Linked DNA regions of Homo sapiens: region 1 is linked to region 2. A link is a contact called in ENCODE Hi-C or POLR2A ChIA-PET data. All regions are on one chromosome and are shown on one strand. Each heading gives the region's core, a stretch centred on a gene start or an enhancer-like site at or near the end of the contact. The rest is flanking DNA. Distances are from core to core; before and after follow the strand shown. Region 1 holds the start of ATP5MG (ATP synthase membrane subunit g). Region 2 holds the start of IL10RA (interleukin 10 receptor subunit alpha).

Region 1 (3,295 bases), core at 78-2,577, 420 kb before region 2:
AGCCCAGGAGTTAAGAGACTAGCCTGGGCAACATGGTGAAATCCCGTCTCTTAAAACATACAAAAATTAGCTGGGTGTGGTGGTGCGTGCCTGTGATCCCAGCTACTCAGGAGGCTGAGGTGGGAGGATCGCTTGAGCCTAGGAGGTGGAGGCTGCAGTGAGCTGTGATCTGCACTGCACTCCAGCCTGGGCGACAGAGTGAGTCCCTGTCTTCTAGGAAAAAAAAAAAAAAAAAAGAAAGAAAGAAAAAGAAAATACCCAAACCAAACTCAAACACAGCAAAATAGGCTAGAAAGTATTACATTTTTTTTGAAGTTCTGCTTTCTATTCACATTTCATAAACGTAGGCAAAAGTTAAGAGATCCGACCTTCAGTCACTTACTGGAATACAGCACATCTAGGAAAAACTTACGTCAATTTAGCTTATCTCACTTCAGGAATAAAATGAATAGCTTGCCACTGAGAAGACAACTGAAATATTTACTGGCCAAATAAACTAGTACTCAGAGGCTGTGATTATTCAGGGTTGTTGTGAAATACAGCGGTCTACCAGTGAGGCTCTTCAAGCTGAAAAAATTCCACGAATGCTAAGCTTCGTAACAAAGATTATTGTTTATACGGATCCCGTCCTATGCTTCTCGGGGCATGGATACTCATCCATGAAGTCCATTTCCACCTAAAATTTCCCTCGGATTAAAGCGGAAGTATCTTAGAATCCGTCTAGGACAGAAAGCAAAGTCAACGTTCAAAAAAGCTCACCCATCCTTAAACATTTCTGTTGACTTCCAAATACTCCACTGAGAACAACACCACATGTAATGAGGCCGAATTGATTTACTTTCACGTTTCTGCCCTTCCTTTTCTTAGCTCTCCTAACAGAACCATCCCCTCTAGATCCCTGCTCTTAGCGATCTCAGGGGGCGTAATGGTTGCAGCTGCCGGGCAACGCCGGGCTTCCTTCACACTACCTCTCTTCCCAGTCGTGGTTAGAATTCAGGAACTTCTAGGTTGTGTAGAGAACCCAATCTGCAGGTCAGACGAGTGGAAGGCTAGAAAAGAGTCGCCAACCTGCTTCCTGCTCCCTCCACCTGCAGGCCATCCCGCCCCGGCACCCGCAGGCCCCTCGGGTCTTCGCAGCCCGCTTCTTCCTCTCAGGCCATCGCAGGCCTCCCTGCCGCCCGTGTGCCCGCCTCGGCGGTCTCACATCGCGCTCACCGTTCACCAGCGCCGGGGTCTTCTCCACAAGGTTACGGACAAATTGGGCCATGGTTCTGGAATGGAGAGTCCGTCGCCCCGAACCGCCGGCTGAATGTCACCCGCCGGAAGGACCCGCTGCAGGACCCCGTCCCACTTCCAAGGTCAGGCCGCCTCTTTTCGCGCCGGTCGAAGATACTTAAATGTCCAAAGATCTTTGCAGAATCCAGCCTGTCAATTTAATTTTTCAACATGGAAGAGAAAGTGGATATGAAAAGATGGTATTAGAGAGCATGTGAAGAACAGTAGGATTCCGCAGAGAAGCAGGCATTTTGTGGGGCAGCCACTCGTAGAGGTCCGGAAAACCGGCAAGGAGCGGAAATGCGCATGCGCCCTGAACCTGCAGTGCTTTTCTTGGCGCCGACCTCCGCTATTTTGCGTAGGGTGCTTTCGCCGCGATTCTGAGAACCTTTGAAGTCAGTACTGGAGAAGGATTCGCTGAGATTCTTCTAGTCCAACACGATCGTTGTACAGAGGTAGAGAGGGTCCAAGGCCAAACATATAAAGTTAGGGGCCGAGCAATCACCACACAGGCTGTCACCAGGCTCAACCCATAGCCCTTTTTATTTGAGACAGTCTCGCTCTGTCGCCCAGGCTGAAGTGCAGTGGCACGACTTCGGCTCACTGCAACCTCTGTCCCCCGGGTTCCAGCGATTGTTGTGCCTCAGTCTCCCTAGTAGATGGGACTACAGGCGCCCGCCACCACGCCTGGCTAATTTTTGTACTTTTAGTAGAGACGGTGTTTCACCATGTTGGCCAGGCTGGTCTCGAACTCCTAGCTTCAAGTGATCCACCCGCCTTGGTGCTGGGATTACAGGCGTGAATCACCGCGCCTGGCCCCATAGCCCTTTTAAAGTTGATTTTTTGTAATCCCAATCTCCCCAAAGTGCTGTATCACGATTGGAATCCATTTCCCCTAATTCCCTAGTTAACCACAAGGAGCTGTGCAGATGTGAGGAAAAAATCACCTGTATTGAACGCCCACACTATGCCAGGCATTTTGGAATTTAAAGAAAGCCTGTAAGGCATTGTCCCCATTGAGACTGGGCTTGAAAAATGGCCACACAGTTTGGAAGTGGCAGAGTTGAGATCTGAAGTTGCAATGTATACTCAGAGAGGGGGCATTCCATCAGATTAGGCATGGTGCTGATTTCAGCATACTTCCTAGAAAAGATCCTTGAGCCGATGTGTAAGAGAACAGCTGTATACTACAGAGGGCTGAAACTTCATAGTTTAATATGAGGAGGAAAAGATGTATGTAGGGAAGTGGCATTTGATGAGAGGAACAGAACTATAAGTAATGTAACCTGGGGAAGTCTGAGCAGAAGTAAATCTCCGATTTTTGGAATGGTTAGAGAGATGGAAAGAAAAATTAGAAGTGTAATCAAGGAACTAAGAACTTTTCAATGAAGGAGTGATTCTGCTGCCCTAGATACTGCAGAAAAGTCAAATTAAGGATGGGAAAGTTAATTTAGCAATATGGCAATCTTTAACTAACTAGCGCCTTTTCAAAAAATTAGGATAGAATCCAGGGTGAATGGTGAAGAAATATGGCTGTAAAGGATTACAAGTCAGAAAACCAAAGGGGGATGTGGAACTCAGGGGAGAAATTGAAGACAGAGAAGAGGCAGTCATTTATTTATTTAGAGATGGGGTCTTGCCACATTGCCCAGGCTGGCCTGAAACTCCTGGCCTCAAGAGATCATCCCACTTCAGCCTCTTGCTTAGCTCTGGGATTACAGGCACAGGCCATCCTGCCTGATAAAAAGGGATATTGACAAGAGCCCTGATGAGGCAGGAAAAGAGAACTAGCCAGGGATCTATGGGGCCTTTTCCACAGATGTGATTATGGGAGAGAGGTCTGAAAGTCTTCAAAGTCTCTGAAGTCTTTATCTTCCCAGCAAAATGAAGGCAAAGTCATCGGACTGTGAGGGGTCAATGGGAGGGGGGTATGAGAAGGAATTTGAGGAAGGAGGCCAAAGTTTGGAATAGCTGAAGGACACACAGAAGGGTTGTTGGGCAACGTTAGAGATAAGTTTGT
Region 2 (3,657 bases), core at 310-2,809:
CCACCTCACTAAGTACACAGACAGCCTGCTTGCTGACATCTGCCTCCTTCTCTTCATAGGTCTCCTGGGCTCCCCAAGCTAAGTGCTTGCCTCATTCCCTAGTTTCTGGGAGGGCTTTGCCTATAGCCAGATGTCCAACCTCTGGCTGGGCAAGGACAGATGGAATAAATCAGCTCTGGCTCTACACATGGCTGAGGACATCCCCACAAGAGCTGGCACCTGTAGCTCCGAGGAGAGATACTCAATACCAATTCCTAGCTCTACTCTCCCTTTACCCCCAGTACACACCATTCACCATGGGAAACACTGCTGAAGGCATTGTCTTCTTTGTAAGAATGCAACAAACATTTCTACTTTAAGAGTCTTGTTGATCAAGCAGACTGAAGTATGTGCAAGGCCAACGGCTGGTTGGTTCCCTTTCTCTCCTCCTTGATCCTCTAAGTTCTCTCCATTTGACAGCGACTCTGCTCCCGCTCCCTAGTGTTCTAACTTCTCTACATCTCTCTAATCATGCACCTGTTTTTTATTTATTTTTTGGGGGGGAGGACTCTGTCATCTGTCTCTTGCTTTCTTTCTTATACCGTCTTTGATCTTCACGTCAGTGCCTTGATTTCGAAACATTAGACGGAAAGTGAAAAATGCAGCGAGTCGTTGTGGTATTTGGGCTGCACATCTCCGACTCAGCTCTCGATCACGTGAATGGCTGACTGCATGTTTTACTTTGTATTTTGGTGTCATGAAGAAGCAGTTTCGGTCCTTGCTCTCTGTCTCTGCTCTTGGTCCTTCCAACTCCCGGCTCTTTCATTCTGTCTCTGGGGTTTACTTTTCTTAGTTGCAGAAACCTTGCCGGAGAACTGTCTGGGTTAGGAGCCTGAACTGGGTTAGAAGCCTGAACTGGCTGGGTTAGGAGGAGAGAGGCAGGGGGCAGTGGGAGTGAGTTGGGGGCTACAGGTGGAGCAAGGGGGATCAGATCGGGGTGATCAGTGAGGGATGAAGGTGAGATGGGAGAAGGACAGACAGAGGTTAGTTGAAGAGTCGACTAAGAGAAGGGAGAGTCAGGAGATCAAAATTATTCCCCAAGGGGACAAGAAGTCCCATCATTTGAACCTAAACAGCAAAAAACCTAGAGCTAAACTTACGGCTCATCTAGAAGTGGGTGGATGATGAGGTTTGCGGGTTGGGGGTTTGGCCTTGCGCATACTTCTCTATCCTTCCCAATCCGTCAGTTCCTGTCAATTTCAGCCTCTTCCACTTCCACAACAGGTGAGCCTGAGATCCAGGTTTGCCAGAGTAAGGGAGCACCCGGGCACCGCTCTGCCAGAGGGCCAGCCAGCCAGGGCTCTCCACTGGATGGAGAACTTTAATGGAGCGGGCGCGGAGAGGGCAGGGCAGGGAAGGGCCGCGTCCCGGAGCCTTACCATGAGCGTCTGAGCCAAGACGGAGGCTGAGGAGCGCCGCCAGCAGCACTACGAGGCACGGCAGCATCCTGGGCGCGCCGCATCGTCCGGGGCCGGAGCGGAGCCGGCCTGCGCGCCTCCAGCTACCCTTGGGCTGGGACTGACAGCTCCGCCGCCCGCTCCGCCAGCGCCCCGCAGGGCTGACGTCAGCGGGGCGAGGCCTACAGACGCCCCGCCCCCGAGGCCGCGGACGGGGAACCACTGTCCCACAGGGCTACCGCCTGGGGCAACCCGAGGCTGTCCTGGGGCGCTAGCGGGCTCCGGCCACCCCTCCCTTTCCTTCCCTCTGGGCCTCCAGTGCCTTCGGATCAAAGTGGTCCGGGTAGCCCGGCCGGCCGTGGGTACGTGTGTGTGGGTGTGTGCGCGCGCGCGTGTGTGCATGTGCTGGGAAGCAGGTGGCCAGGCACAGCCTCGGCCCTGAGTGCGGAAGGTGGGGTGAGGGCGTCCGAGCCGCTTTTGCCTGGCGTGCCGGCTTGGCGTTAAGGATGTGGCCGCGGCCGCTCCGAATGGGGAGGAGGTAGTTGCAGGCCCTTGAGGGCAAAGGCGCCAGGACGCCGGTGTGAGTCTTGGCGTTGCCCCAGGGCCTCCCCGTCTGGGGGTCTGAGGACACCGATGGATGAATACTGAGTAGTCCCCTACCTAATTGTTGGAGGGGGGTCCACAACTAAGCAGTTTATGCAGACCTGCCCCCAAAGTCCCAGGAAGCTGAGAGACCCAAGAAAGAGGCTTTTAACCAGCAGCTCAGCAGCTGAGCCTCAAACCGCGATTTTTAAAATTTTTTTATCTATTTTTTTTTTTTACAGTCTCGCTCTGTCGCCCAAGCTGGAATGCAGTGGCGTGATCTCGGATCACTGCAACCTTCGTCTCCCAGGTTCAAGCGATTCTCCTGCCTCAGCCTTCCGAGTAGCTGGCATTACAGGCATGTGCCACCACGCCTGGGCTAATTTTTGTATTTTTAGTAGAGACGGGGTTTCACCATGTTGGCCAGGCTGGTCTCGAACTCCTGACCTCAGGTGATCCACCCGCCTCAGCCTCCCAAAGTGCTGGGATTACAGGGGTGAGCCACCGCGCCCAGCCTTAAACCGTGTTTTAAACTTAGTTTCTCTTCTTTCCTTTTTTCTCTTCCTCCTCTGGGCCTCAAGATATAATTTTGAGACAAACTGCATGTATGTTACCTCTCATCTTAAAACACAGCCTCAGGACGTGCTGTGACCTCCACTCCCTTTCCTGTCCCATACTGTACTCCCATGCCTTACGCACGTTTATTTACCTACGTGCTTGTTAAGCACACGCTATGCTCTTACCTGGTCATATATTTCCTTAGATGCCTCAGGAGCTGCGTCCTGATAGGGACCAGGCACCTCCGGAATTCTCTCTCCAACAAAAGCTTACTTCAGGAGTTGAACATATACCCTGCTGAAGAGTAACTAATTTATAACCTGGCAGGATCCACGATTGCACCAGCCCCTCCACCAAATAAGACGATAATTAAAGAGGACCACTGGAGCAAGTCACACCACCTGGTACCTCCTAACCTCCCCCTTGCCTTTTCTGCATTTCAGATCCTTTCTTAAAAAACCCCTGCGTTCCCCCCATGAATTGAAGAGTGGAATTGTTTGCTGCTCTTCCCCTGCTAGCATGGCAGCTAGCAGATTTTCCTTTATTATCCATTCTTTCTACAAGCAGAGAGCAGCCAGATCCTTTTGCAGGTTACAGGCTGACACATCCAGTTTCTTCGAAAAAAACATTTAATAAGGACTTATAAACAGAAGCTACGTTTGTGTCTCCATGATTCACCCCCAGGACCAGGGCTTATAGACCACAGGGGAAGGGTGATTCAGAAAAGATGTGTAGGACAGTTGAAGTATGATAACATCAAGGTTGTTTGACCTAAGGGCCGGATTTACAGTAAGTGTTTGCACTTACACAAGGAGCAATTGATAAATTGGGAATCTCAGAGGTCTTCTGGGAGGCTCCAAAGCCAACACGGCCAAAACTGTGGATTAGCATCCAACATGGAGTTGCTTTAGCCTCCATAAGGACTTCTCCCAGTCTCTTCTGGGTTTCCCTTGCTTGCTTGAAATCTGATATTCAGACCAATTTTTGTGTTGGGTAATAGCACTACTGGAGTGCTGGGTAACACCTCAGCACATCCTCAGTCTCTCGCACCTCTGTGTCACTTGGCTCATCTGAGGCCATC

What was found. Hi-C counts contacts between places; a loop is a spot of excess contacts on that map. ChIA-PET counts read pairs that join two places held with the same protein, here RNA polymerase II (POLR2A). Pooled maps may share reads with other maps.
Region 1: a loop to region 2 is called in a pooled map, with 6 times the contacts of the local background. The contact joins the promoter of ATP5MG here to the promoter of IL10RA in region 2. A Hi-C loop is called at or near these places in 2 of 37 single-sample maps with no recorded cell type and 8 of 50 pooled maps. POLR2A ChIA-PET finds 5 or more read pairs at or near these places in 2 of 52 experiments (CD8-positive, alpha-beta memory T cell and activated CD4-positive, alpha-beta T cell).

Annotation. Positions count from the first base shown.
Region 1 is chr11:118,399,638-118,402,932 of GRCh38, reverse strand. It overlaps ATP5MG (ATP synthase membrane subunit g), which reads right to left and starts at 1,327. Exons shown (of 3, transcript NM_006476.5): 1 at 1,216-1,327. The coding sequence starts at 1,267. All of the region lies in intron 3 of LOC100131626 (a long non-coding RNA gene), which reads left to right. RefSeq lists enhancers at 1-144, 603-1,466, 1,587-1,666.
Region 2 is chr11:117,984,296-117,987,952 of GRCh38, reverse strand. IL10RA (interleukin 10 receptor subunit alpha) reads right to left here and starts at 1,559. Exons shown (of 7, transcript NM_001558.4): 1 at 1,419-1,559. The coding sequence starts at 1,485. RefSeq lists enhancers at 382-681, 2,072-2,131 and silencers at 1,482-1,761, 1,782-1,881.